2 separate regions of the Homo sapiens genome follow, and region 2 is linked to region 1. A link is an interaction called in ENCODE POLR2A ChIA-PET data of the cell type or tissue named here. Cell type or tissue: PC-9. All regions are shown on one strand. Each heading gives the region's core, and the rest is flanking DNA. Links, peaks and the distances in the headings are about the cores only.

Region 1 (6,811 bases), core at 570-5,569:
TGAAGTGATTTACCTCTGTGTCCTGTATTGTTTTGGAATTAAAGATGTTACCTCTTGATTTGGGGGTTATGCCAACACTTAGCATGGTATGGAGGACTCGCCTATTGGGAGGAAGGGAAAACTTTAGACTGTATCTGTGGTTTTAAATTGTGGAACAAATTCAGGAGAGGATGTTAGCATTGAAATTTAGCTGGACAATTTGTTTAAAACTGGACAGGAAGGGCCAATGTTACTTCCTGTCTGAAAAGGAAGCGCTGGCTTCCTTCCCTTCCTCCTTGGTTAACTCTGGCCAACTTGGAATATGGGTGGGGGAGGGGCTGGTTATGTTAGTAATCGTGTTACCACTAATGTTCGTGTATAGCCGCTTAAGGTTTACTCTTTTCCTTACTTGAAACATGTAGATGGGTGCTGTGTGTGCTCCTGTTTCCTTGTTCTTATATGGGAGCCCTGTACTAGGTTTGAGTTTAGTCTGGGAAGCCTAATCTCTCAGACGTTACTTTTACATTCAACCTTATATACACCTCCCTTGTATTTTCTGACATTTGAAAATACACCAAAGAGTTGGAGGGAAGAAACTGAAACTCATTTGACACGGAGCGGGGTAAGTTGTGGAAAGGAGAACATAATTGGGCAGAGGGGAGTGGATGACAGAGGTTTCTTATTTTTGAATTGAGCCAAGAAAGCATTCCTTCTAAGTGGGGCCAGTTGGCACTGTTACTGCTATTTTAGTTCAGGCTTCTCCTTCCTACTGACCAGTCAATTGTATTAAGTGTTTGATGTGAGTTTGAACTGAGGTCTCAGGAGGGGAGGGAGCGAGGGAGGGTGGTGGTGGAAACAGCTGGTGCCTTCATCAAGCTATCTCAATTACTCTTCAGAGTGTTTGGGGGTGGGGGTTGGTGGCACAGGAATTAGATGTGTGTTAGCAGAGTCTCAGCAACTCTTATGTAGTGGGTTTGAATTCTCAGGCACTCTTAATGCTATGTGGGATGTTGGCTAGTTGGAATGTAGCTAAACCTTTCCCAGTCACATTCTTCTGCCTCGCCTCCCTGTAATTCTTTCAGCATTGGGCCTGCTTTGGAGAAAGAGGGGTGTGGGAAGTTAGACAGCAAAACAGATTCATCCTTCCTACCCATTGAGTATTCAGCTTAGGTCTTGGGCCCTCCAGAGGCTTTCTTCATATCCATTCATTATTCCTTTAGTTGGGCTTTCTAAATATGTCTGCAAAGAGTCTGAGATACAATTAGAACTGGGACCTCTGGTGAAGTTAAGTTGAATTGTAATCAGTTGGCTATACTTGTCGTCTTCCCTCCCTCACACCCCAGGATTACTGTATTTCTGAGTCAGCACTCCTTTTCTATCTCACCTGCTCAATTTGATGCAGAGAACTTGCCAAGCATCCTTTTGGATTAGCAGCATTGATGTGGGTGTGTTCAGTTCTCTGTCTGGGGTGTGTCTTTTACAACTTTTTTTTTGGTATCTCAGAAAACTCTCCCCTACTAAAAGCTACTATTTTTATCTACTTTAGTATATCTACTTCACACCGTGGTACTTAATTAACTCATTTATTTGGTCTGGGCTATGCATAAGGAAGAATTGGATAAGAATACTAACAGTCATAACTAATTGTTCAGTATTCTTGAGAGATAAAGGGAGTTAGTCTGATACCATGCCAAGTAAGAGACTGTTAACTTTTTTTGTGTATGCTTCAGTGATAGAGTTTGCAATGGCTGGGCTCTGCTGCTGAAGTTCCATAGTGTTGCTAAATATTCTTTTCTATTCAACCCTAGAATGGCTATTGTGTATATTACTGCCCTACCCTTGCCACCTGGTCATACCAGATCCAGATAAGGACTAAATCCTTCTTTTTTTGGTCACCCAGGCTGGAGTGTAGTGGCATGATCTCAGCTCACTGCAACCTCTGCCTCCCGGGCTCAAGTGATTCCCCTGCCTTAGCCACCTGGAGTAGCTTGGATTACAGGTGTGCTCCACCATGCCCGGCAAATTTTTTTATTTTTAGTAGAGATGGGGTTTCACCATGTTGGCCAGCCTGGTCTCGAACTCCTGACCTCCAGTGGTTTGCCTGCTTCGGCCTCCCAAAGTGCTGGGATTACAGGCTTGAGCCACTGTGCCAGGCCAAGGACTAAATCCTTCTAAGTTGTCTGTTTAGACTTAGTTCCTTTGTATCATGTGCTGCTTTAGACCAGGGTTCGGCCCATACTACTTCTAGCAGATCTAAGAAGATGAAAGGAATCTAGGAAAAATAAAGGGAGAAGACAAGACAAGAAGTGATAGCATATTACCAGTTAGTTCCTGGTGTGCCCCTCTGGTTGGAGGACTCTGCTGAGCATCTTGCTCATTTTATGCAAAGGGAATTGAGCCCTTTGGGCAAAGGGTGTTGCTTCTTTGGATTTCAAGAATCTCTAGCTAATAGAGCTTAACCTCTGTTTGCATTTTTGCTTCTGTGATTTAGGGCTAATTTCCAATGGGTTGTACAAGATAATAGAAAAATGTATCATTTATCTCATTCTTGCAGTTAGTGGAGGACCTTTATTAGGAGAGGAGGCTTTCTTTTCTGACTAGGCTCCAAATTTACAGCCCCTGACCCACTTCAGGGGGTTGTGAGCAGGAAAAGCTGATGTTGCTGTCTTGACCTCTTTGCCGCCAGGATTTGGCTTCTGTGCAATTCCTAGTGGTTGTCCTCTCATTCTCTAGGGAAACGGGGAACTTTGCTCCCAGCACCTGATTAAACTGCCTCTTTGTAGGGTGGAGTCCGCTGCCTTTGTTTGTTCTCTGTGGAGCCTGTCTTAGTAATCAACTCTATGCTTGTAGGGAGAAAGTTTGAAAGGCTGAAAACAGAGGTGGATGATAGGGAAGGTGAAGTTCCTAAAGTAGTTCTCCAAATGGGAATATTCCATTGACTGAATCCAGATTGGTAATCAAATTGCCATAATGGGATGTGTCACATGTAGCTGAGCTGAATTAACAGCATCAGTAGCTTTAAAATCCCTAATGCAGTGCCTCCAAAGTGAAGAAACTTGCCAAGTAGGAATCTTAAAAATTCCCTCACCCCCTTCAAACTTTTAGATCCACACACAGTCTTTCTGCTGATTCTTAAAGGCCTGAGCTTTGTCCTACGTAGTGTTGGCTTGGGGCAGAGAGGAGGGTTGTTTTCCCTGAACATGATAAGGAGCTGAGCAGGGCAAAGTGGGGGCTCTGGCCCGTGATTGGTAGACAGGATGCCCTGGAATGCAGTTGGCCTGCAGCCCAGAATCCAGCACTTTGTATTTGTTTGTTTCTGGGAGACTGTGGTCTGGTGCTACTGTGACAGGAAGTGAGAAAGCTGGGAGTGGGGGAACAGAGAGGGTCGATGTCTTTGTGGTTCTCCTGTGAAATCTCTTTGTCCCTGGAGAGCAGCTCTGCTACAGAGCTCTGCTGAGAAGAGAGCAGCCTTTGTGTGTCTAATGGGTCTCGGAGCATCTAGCTACTCCGAGGGATTAGAGAGTGTGAATTCTGACTGTGGCCTTTTGCGTTTTAGCACTTAAGTTATATAAATGGTCCTGATCTCTTAGCACTGGGAAGCTTACTGAGTTTTGTGTGTGCTGCTATTCTTTGTGGATCTCTAGGATTTAATTAAGAAAGGAATTCTAGAAGGAAATAAATGTTAAGTAATGTTCATTTGCTGTATATGTTGCAGGTACCTTGTTGGGTTTAAAAGGGACAGAAGGAAACAGGTAATGCTGAGGTCCTTTACATTTTATATCTCATCCTTCCAATTGGCACCCTACTGCATACAGATCAGGAGAAACCTACCCGCTTAGTATTAAGAGTTACTAGCAATTCTCTAATGTTTGATCATAACTAGAGAATGGTTGGTAGTTTCCTGGGATTTTTCTTCCCTATGTCTAGACTGAAATAGCACCTGTAATACCCTCTCTCTTTTCTGCCCTCTTTTCTCTCTTGTTTTGTGTTTTCCCTGCCTTCCATTCCAGCTGTGAAACAGGCATCTTTTCTCACTTTGTGGATTGGATGGCTGAGTCCTTAACTTTGAGCCAAGCTGGCTGGTTCCTGAGCACACACACAAACCCGCCTTTGATTGTCCAGGAGGACAGCTGCCCTAGAGGCAGATTGCTAACATACCACTAGAACAATCCTTCTTCTCTGTTCTTATGCTGGCTAGCACAATCTTTACTGCCTCTAGTTCCTTCTGTTTCCCACCCCATCTCTGATCTTTGCTTTTGGCTTAGTGAGATGTCACATTAAAAATGAGAGTAGGGATTGGATTTTTTTTCTTGTGGTAGGGTTGAGGGGGTGATCAGAGAATGTGACATGTAGCCAGCTTTCTAGAGCAGGCTTGCCAGTGGTAAGGTAGGTAATTTTTACAGAGTAGTGCCTCTTTTGTTCTTAGCACCTTTCCTCCTGAGTACTAGGTTCTTATAAAAGGGAAGGTAAATCTGAAGTAGGCTGCAAGCTACTCTTCCCAAATTGAGTAAGGTTTTGTTCTTTAAAGTGAAGATAAGACCCAAAAGTCTAGCTGGCTCCATTCCACCTTCTCTTGCCTCCTTCCCCTCTCCGTAAAAAAAATGTCAACTTTGGGTTAACTTCTTAATTGGAACTAGAATGACTTTTTTTTTTTTTTTGAGACAGGGTCTTACTCTGTCACTGAGGCTGGAGTACAGTGGCACAATCTTGGCTGACTGCAGCCTGGAACCACCAGGCTCAAGTGATCCTCCCACCTCAGCCTCCCGAGTAGCTGGAACTACAGGCACATGCCACCACCCCCAGCTAATTTTTTGTATTTTTTGTAGAGATGGTGTCTTGCCATTTTGCCCAGGCTGGTCTCAAACTCCTGAGCTCAAGCAGTCTGCCTGCCTCAGCCTCCCAAAGTGCTGGGATTACAGGCTTGAACCACCTCTCCTGGCCCGAAGAATGACTTTTAACCCCAGGAAACATAGAAAATTCATACTCTTTCCACTTTATCAAGAAGGAGCATGGACTTGGAATAAAATAGGAGTTTTCACTACTTACTACTAGTTGATGAGCTTGGGCAAGATACTAAATACTTCTGGTATATAGGTAGTATACTTATTTATAAAAAGAGGCCATTACCTCAGCAGGTGTTGAAAGGATTATATGATAACTTCAAGGGGAAGAGCAATAATGCACAACTTTCTTCCCCTTCAAGATGGGATTTTCTTCTTTCAGATAAGGAGAAACATTTCCTCCTGCTATCTGTCCTAAAGCCAAGAAAGGACCTTAACACTTCTGATTGATTTATTTATAGATTGACATGCTCTGTCTCCCTGTTGCTTATCTCAAAAGGAAGACATACTCCAAACTTGATGAAAAGAATGCCTTATTGGTCTTTTCAGGGTTTTGAGGAATTGGGACTGTGTAAATCTGGCTCAATTACATGCTTCCACCTTTTCCAAGTTATTTTCAAATGATGGGCAAAGAGGTGGGGGAATGCCATAGATTGAAAGTTTGGTGAGAAGCTGCTATTTTCTTTCTTTCTTTCTTTTTCAAGATGGAGTTTCACTCTTATTGCCCAGGCTGGAGTGCAATGGCGCAATCTCTGCTCACTGCAACCTCCACCTCCTGGGTTCAAGCGATTCTCCTGCCTCAGCCTCCCGGGTAGCTAGGATTACAGGCATCTGCCACCACGCCAGGCTAATTTTTGTATTTTCAGCAGAGACAGCGTTTCACCATGTTGACCAGGCTAGTCTCAAACTCCTGACCTGGTGATCCACCCGCCTCAGCCTCCCAAAGTGCTGGGATTACAGGCGTGAGCAACCGCACCTGGCCGAGAAGCTGCTATTTTAAAAAAGGAATGTGAGCTCAAACAGTTGGGTGACCCCTAGTAAACTCTAAGGTTAAGCTTTTCCATGAATATTTTTTTTTTCCGAGTCTAGGGTATGGAAGGATATAAGGTGTCTTAGTTAATTTTAGGATTTCTCTTTTATGACATGAGACCTAATCAATACCTTTGCATTTCAATGAGGCTTTTTCTTATTTTTCATAGTGTACCTGATCTCTCTCCTCTTGTAGGAAGGAGAAAGGCATTTGGCCTCTCCCCTTCCTTTAGTCTAACACCTTCCTCTGTTTTTTTGCCCCTCCCTCTTATCTTTGTTTCCTTATCGGCCTCTCCCTAAAGCCCTGCTTTCTCCTTTTAAGGCTAGGTGAGGTGTCTTTGGCAAGGTTGCACAGGGATCCAGGTAAGTAACTCAGTCTCTTCTCAGGATTAGAGAAAACTCAGTGTGAACTGTCCCAGTGGAGGGCCTTGGAGAGGCACATGGATAATGGGGGAGGAGAAGGAGGCGGCCTGGCCTGAGAGATCAGGACTTGTTAGACCAGTCCTGTGTGTGCGTCATGCATGCTCCACAGAGAAGCAGGTTTTTTTCTTTCTGTACCCTTTCAGTCCTGGGCCCCCTCACTAGCTGAGAGCCACACCCTTCCTTGGCTTCAAAGCCAGCCCAGCACTAAGCCATTTTAGTATGTTATGGTTTAGAGGGGGTTCTCAGAATACTTGGGAGGGGAAAAGAGAGAAAAAGAAGAATGTTTTATTTGGTCTCAGAATTTAGGAGGTCATGATGGTGGAGGTGATTTTTTTTTTTTTAAGTTGCAGTAAAAACTTTAAATATTGACAGGTAGCTTTGGGTAAGGATTATAAGACTAAAGGGAGTTTAAGGTACCCTGTTGATGTATAGAGGTTGCCAGCTCAAATTCCTTTTAACAAGGAGTATTATCTTGTTTATATCTTTGTTTTTTAAAAAATTCTTTTCTCTGACGTTCCAATCAGAGAGAATGTATCACT
Region 2 (6,811 bases), core at 631-5,630, 380 kb before region 1:
TGCCTCTCTGGTCCTGCACAGTTCTGGAAACACAGTACAGGCTCAATTCATGTTTGCTGTGTAAGTGAATAAATGAAGAAAAGCAATTTTTGTTTAAGCTTGTCAAAGATTGAGTTGGGCTCCCTGAAATGAGATCTTAGGCAGAAATTTTAATAACGATAACAACAGCAGCAACTAATATTTAGGAAGTGTTTCTAGGTGCTAAGTATGTTAAGTGCTCCATATTATTCAACCTTCTAAACAACTCTAGGACACAAGTGCCATTAAACTACCTAAATTACAGACAAACAGCTGATCCTGGGAATGGTTAAGTCATTTTCCAGGTAAGTGTCAGAGCCAGGATCCGAATGGAGCGGCTGCACTCTTGTCCGTGACTCACTTCCCCTGTGGTGGTGAATAACTAGCACAAAGCCATTTACATACGTTGTTTAATGTAACTTACCCTGTAAGTTGCATGGGGCAGGTGATGATTTGGAAAGCACAAAGAATGTGGTCCTCGGATGTTAAAAGACCCTGGTTAAAAAATAAAAATAAAAAAATAAAAAAATAAAAGACCCTGGTTCCATTCTTGGCTCTGCTGCCCATAAGCTGGACCTCCTTGGCAGTTCCCTCATCCCCCCAGTCTCCTGTTGCTCATCTGTGAGTTGTTAAGGATGACCACCTCACAGATGTTGCAGGGCTTGAGGAGGACCAATTGAAATGTGGTGGTACAATAATCTACTAAGTGCCTGAAACATGGTGCCCCCAACAAACAAACAACAATGCTGAATATTGTCCTATGTTAGGGATAGAAAAAGCAAGGCTTGGAAAACTTAAGTGATAGTCCAAATTTTGCATGCCAGCAAACGGTGGAGCTTGGAAAAGAACTCTAAGTCTTCCGTTGGCCATGAGGAGAAATTTTCTGAGCCTCTTCTGCATAAGTGCTCATTACCGTGTGAGACACATCACAGTCCTCACCATCAGGGAACTAGAAGCTCAGAGCTGGGATTGTAGGTTGAATCTCTCTCTCTCTCTCTCCCTCTCCTCTCTCTCTCTCTCTCTCTCTCATGTCCAGTATTTACTGAGCCTCCATTCTGTGCTAAGTAGGGTACAAAGTTCTCAGGATACAGTAGGCAATACAAAATATACAGCTGCTGCCTGCGTGGAGTTCCCAAATGAAAGCCTAATGGAAGACACAACTGAATATTTTTAAAATCCTATGATGGTACATTAAACTGCAACTGTGACAAGCTCTATGCCAGAGAGGTACCTGGTGCTATGAAAACCAGTACTAGGTAACAGTACAGAAAGGAAGGGATATCTGAGCTGAGAACTGAGGGAACTATAGGAGTTAGCTATAGGTTGGGTAGGACACATTCCACAGAAACACAATAAAACTGTTTCACAGCCAGGTGCGGTGGCTCATGCCAGTAATCCCAGCACTTTGGGAGTCTGAGTTGGGCAGATCACAAGGTCAGGAGTTTGAGACCAGTCTGGCCAATATGGTGAAACCCCGTCTCTACTAAAAATACCAAAAAAAATTAGCTGGCGTGGTGGCACATGCCTGTAATCCCAGCTACTCGGGAGGCTGAGACAGGAGAATTGCTTGAAGGCAGAAGTTGCGGTGAGCCAAGATCGTGCCACTGCACTCCAGCCTGGGTGACAGAGCGAGACTCTGTCTCAAAACAAACAAACAAAAAAACTGTTTCACTGTCATGTAGCGTACTTGACCTGTAATGTGATTTTGCGTATGTAATAAAAATTAGTAGCTGCCATTAATGAAGGACCTACTATGTGCCAGGGCCGAGCACTTTTCACGTAGAGCCTTACTTATCCTTATTACTCTCTGAGGTAGGCATTATAGGTAGCAAACAAAGGCACTAAGATGCTTCATGACTCCTACAAGGACACCCAATCTAAGAACGTGATAACAGGACCCAGATCTGTCTGCCTGCACTCTTCCCCAGCCCAGGGCTCTGAAAGGAATTCATAGCCCTGCCCCTGGTAATTGACATTTCTGTGTGCTTGGATTCTCTCCATTGACTGCTGGGGAGACAAAAGTATCGCAAAAATTGAATATGAAGATTGATATTTTTCATTGACTTTGGCTTAAGATTTGGGGTAACTCGAAAGTCTTTTTTTTTTTTTGCCTTTGAAGTTTTCCCATTCCAAGTAATAAAGAACTTGTGTTGTTTTGTTCGGTGGAGACAAGCTAAAGCGAGTGCTTGCAGGGAGGTTTTCTATCCTGAACTATAATAGTGGCATTCCAGACTCCACAAGGTGTGAAGTGTGGTGCACGCTCTGAAGGGCACACAGATGTTACTAATAACACCTGCAGCCACACACAGCACACCTGCTACAAGCCAGGTGGTTTATATTGATCACTCACTACATGCCAGGTCCCCTTTGAAGTGCTTGACGTTCATCCAGCCACTCAATCCTTACAACTCTATAAAGTATTCCTATTGTTACTCCATTTTACAGATGAAGCAGCGGAGGTACCAGGAATCTAAGTGCCAGAGCTTGTGTGGGGAGGAACTGGAAGTTGGTCTTGGACAGTCCATCTCCAGAGCCCAAGCTGCTGCTACCTTTTATTCCCAAGGTTACTCTCTAGTCCTTGCAACAAACTGCCGTGGTACCTATTTCCATTACAGGTGAGGAAACTGAGGTTCAGGGTGGTTAAGGTCACACAGCTGATCAGTGCCTGCAAAGCCCAGAGCTTTCCCACACACCCTACTGCTCTAGCCAGCCTGCAGGCCTGGGAGGTGACACTGGACCCAGGAAAGAATATGCTGAGGGGCCTGTGAGCAGATGTTTGGGATTAGAACATAAAAACTCAAAATTGGGCGGGCCACGGTGGCTCATGCCTGTAATCCCAGTATTTTGGGAGGCCGAGGCGGGAGGATCACGAGGTCAAGAGATCAAGACCATCCTGTCCAACATGGTGAAACACAGTCTCTATTAAAAATACAAAAATTAGCCGGGTGTGGTGGTGCACACCTGTAGTCCCAGCTACTCAGGAGGCTGAGACAGGAGAATCGCTTGAACCGGGAGGCGAAGGTTGCAGTGAGCTGAGATCGTGCCACTGCACTCCAGCCTGGCGACAGAGAGAGACTCTGTCTCAAAAAACAAACAAACAAACAAACAAACAAACAAAACACCTCAAAATCCCTGGAGGGTCTGGTGTGAACACAAGCCATGGTCCTGGGTTTAAGATACACTCAGACATTGTCCTGTCTGTGAACTCCTTATCACCAGAGGACTGGATCTTATGCCTGGAAGCCTGGATGGAAAATGTTCTTCCCAAAGAATGTCAGAGGAATGACTCACTGCTGTGCCCATGTCACACCTGAAGCATTTGAGAGTCATCAATCCCCTGAGGGGCTGGCAGGAAAAAGGGCTCCTAGACATAACCACTGGGACCATCACTCCAAGCTTTGAATTTGGGGAGGACTGCTTGAGCCTGGGAGGTCGAGGCTTCAGTGAGCCATGATCTTGCCACTACACTCCAGCCTGGGTGACAGAGTGAGACCCTATCTGAAACAAACAAACAAACAAACAAACAAAACCACGTGGCAGGAGGAAGGCTCTCAGGGCAGAAAGATGAGAGCTGTGCCTGTGGGTTGTTTCTCCTGCTTACTCCCTCTCGCCCATTTTCCCTAGAAATCATCTCTGATTCTCACAGAATAGAAGTGTTCTTAGCAGCACCTGGGCAGGACCTGCCAGCACCTTCAGCTAAAGTACAGTTAGCACCAGATTATGGATAGTGATTAGCGGGTATGAGGTCATTCTCTGGAATATCCCAAGGTGCTCTTTTGTGATAAGCCCACTTGACAACAGCTCGCCTTCTGAGTGTTTTTATTATTTGCACTCTCCAATCTGCTGACCAAGGCTGCCCTCTGGCTCACCGTCATCTAGGACCCCCACACAGGCAGGGAAGGGGAAAGGGAGTAGGGGGTGGATGGGGATAAACAAGGCGTGGCAGAACCACGAGATGGGGTTGTGAGCAGCCATTTAAAATCATGTTTTTGGCTACTATTTGATTACATAAGGAAAAGCTTATGAGATCATTTAAATTATCACATACATCCAGTCAAATGACGGGAGGGAACATACCAACATGTTAACCATGATTATCTCTGAGTGGTCCAATTAATGGTGATGCGTCTTTTTCATGTCCCTCTTTATTTTCTCGTCTGTTTTAAATGATATCTTTCTTACAAGAGAATAAATGCAGGCTGGGCATGGTGGCTCATGCCTGAAATCTTGGCACTTTTGGAGGCCGAGGCAGGGGGATTGCTTAAGGCCAGGAGTTCAAGGCTGCATTTAGGTATGATGATGCTGCATTCAACCTGGGCAATAGAGCAAGACCCCACCTCAAAAAAAAAAGAAGAAGAAGAAGAAAGAAGAAGAGGAAGAAGAAGAAGAAGAAGAAGAAGAAGAAGAGGAAGAAGAGGAAGAAGAGGAAGAAGAAAAGAAGAGGAAGAAGAGGAAGAAGAGGAAGAAGAGGAAGAAGAGGAAGAAGAAGAAGAAGAAGAAGAAGAAGAAGAAGAAGAAGAAGAAGAAGAAGAAGAAGAAGAAGAAGAAGAAGAAGAAGAAGAAGAAGAAGAAGAAGAAAAGAAGAAGAAATGTAAAGTAAAGGTAATGTCTAAATGAATGTGACCTTGGGAGCCAGACAGACCTGGTTTAAATACCAGCCCCACAATGTGCTAATGGGTGAACCTGACTTTCTTCATCTATGAAATGGGGCTGATCATATGCACTTCCCTGGGCTGAATAGGCTTAAAAGGGATCATCACACAATTCCTATTTTATGCTGTTGGCTGTCCCTTACACGGCATGTGTTCTCCCCCTGATGGAAGGGCCCAGCTTGGCACTGTGGGGGTGTGATGGGGGCCAATTCACCTCCAGTTCCTCTCTACTGAGGCTGGTTACAGGAGAGAAGGGTTGCATTGGAAGCCCGTTGCTGATTGAAATCAAAACTTGTGAAAGCTCTGAGTTGCTTGCTTCCTCATTGGTTCCACTTGAGGAAGAAGTTGCAGGAGGTGCCAGGTACAGTGGCTCACACCCATAATCCCAACACTTTGGGAGGCCAAGGTGGGAGGATCACTTGAGTCCAGGCGTTTGACACCAGCCTGAGCAACAGAGTGAGACTCCCCAATCTCTATAAATAAATAAATAAATAAATAAAAGATTAGCCAGATGTGGTGGCATGCGCCTGTAGTCCCAGCTACTCAGGAGCTCAAACAGGAGGATTGCTTGAGCCTGGCAGGTCGAGGCTGCAGTGAGCTGAGATCACACCACTGCACTCCAGCCAGGGTAACAGAGTGAGAACCTGTTTCAAAATAAATAAATAAATAAAGTTGCAGGAGGAAGGCTCTCAGGGCAGAACGATGAGAGTTGCGCACGTGGTCACTTCTCCCACTTACTCTCCTCTCGCCCATCTTCCCCAGAAATCATTTCTGATTCTCACAGAAGTCTACTGTACACTTCCTGGGGAATCCAGGCATCTTTTCTTCCTTTAAATAACAGTTTTATTGAGGTATAATTAACATACCATAAGTCCACCCATTTTCATCACCCCAAAAGAAACCCCTTCCCCATTAGCCATCACTACCCATGGCCTCCACACCCAGGCCTACCCAATCATGAATCTACTTTCTGCCTCTACAGATTGGCCTATTCTGGAAATTTCTTTTTTTCTTTTTCCTTTTTTTTTTTTTTTTTTGAGACGGAACCTCACTGTGTCATCCAGGCTGGAGTGCAGTGGCACGATCTTGGCTCACTGCAACCTCCACCTGCCAGGCTCAACCAATTCTTGTGCCTCAGCCAACCAAGTAGCTGGGATTACAGGTGCATGCCACTACACTCGGCTAATTTTTAGTAGAGACGGGGTTTCGCCATGTTGGCCAGGCTGGTCACGAACTCCTGGCCTCAAGTGATCTGCCCACCTTGGCATCCCAAAGTGCTGGGATTACAGGCATGAGCCACTGCACCCTGGCCCGATATTTCATATTTAAATGGAATCATTAGCAGTTTCTTGTGTCTGGCTTCTTTCACTTAGTCTAATGTTTTCAAGATTCATCCGTGTTGTAGCAGGTGTCAGTACTTTTTTTGATTGCCAAATAATATCCCAAATATGGTACATTTCCTTTGTCCGTTCACCAACTGGTGGACATTAGGCATCTTTTTTTGGCTTTAATATATCATCTGTAATGCTAGCTGTGATCTGTTCAACCCACCACATGCCAAGCACTCGACCTAATTTGTAATCCTTACAACAGCCCAGAGAGGCATGTCTATTTCTCCCACCATACTGACAAAGAAGTGGTCCATCCAAAGTCACAGAGCTGACAAAGTAAGTGACAGAGCTGAGATTTCCAGAAGGGTTTTTTTCCACTGCACCACACTGCACCTCCCCCACCCCCATGTGTTTTTCTGGCTCCTTCTAATTGGTTCTGAGGCCAAAACAAGAATCCACTCATTCAACGATCATTCATTCAACAAGAATTAGCTGGTACCATGTGGATGGTAAGCACAGATTAATTAGAGCCAGGCGAGAACAGACCTTGCCTCCTGGAGTATGCTGCCCAGGCAAGGGGTGGGAGGGTCATGATGTGGAGGCAAATGCCAGTCACCAGGAAGGGTGTGACCAAGTGCCAGGGACTCAGACATGCTGGAAAGCCTGAGTAATGATTTTTGGAGAAGATGACATTTTGAGCAGGATCCCAGCAGACCAGATGGATTTCACAAGCTGAGGCAGGGTGAGCCACCCACGCAGAGGAACTGGTGCACACACAGACCCAGAGACTGGGAATCTTGGTCCACAGGG

Evidence for each region. ChIA-PET counts read pairs that join two places held together with the same protein. Peaks named below come from ENCODE experiments on the same cell type or tissue, not always from the same donor. Only the 100,000 strongest peaks of a DNase experiment are listed, where the experiment ranks them.
Region 2: POLR2A ChIA-PET joins it to region 1 with 5 read pairs; 3 of 35 experiments call an interaction of 5 or more read pairs at or near these places.

What each region holds. Positions count from the first base shown.
Region 1 is chr11:57,775,435-57,782,245 of GRCh38, forward strand. The region is part of intron 1 of CTNND1 (catenin delta 1); the gene reads left to right. The region is part of intron 2 of TMX2-CTNND1 (TMX2-CTNND1 readthrough (NMD candidate)); the gene reads left to right. Among named protein-coding and RNA genes, the nearest start is that of CTNND1, 17 kb to the left of the region's middle. RefSeq lists a silencer at 3,125-3,327 and enhancers at 3,283-4,169, 4,170-5,055. In PC-9, for the core only: no CTCF peak of the experiment used is centred there; DNase peaks (open chromatin) are centred at 997, 2,777, 3,237 and 4,137; H3K4me3 peaks cover 4,420 bases; H3K27ac peaks cover 5,000 bases.
Region 2 is chr11:57,399,054-57,405,864 of GRCh38, forward strand. No RefSeq gene overlaps it. Among named protein-coding and RNA genes, the nearest start is that of PRG2, 12 kb to the left of the region's middle. In PC-9, for the core only: no CTCF peak of the experiment used is centred there; a DNase peak (open chromatin) is centred at 3,318; H3K27ac peaks cover 706 bases.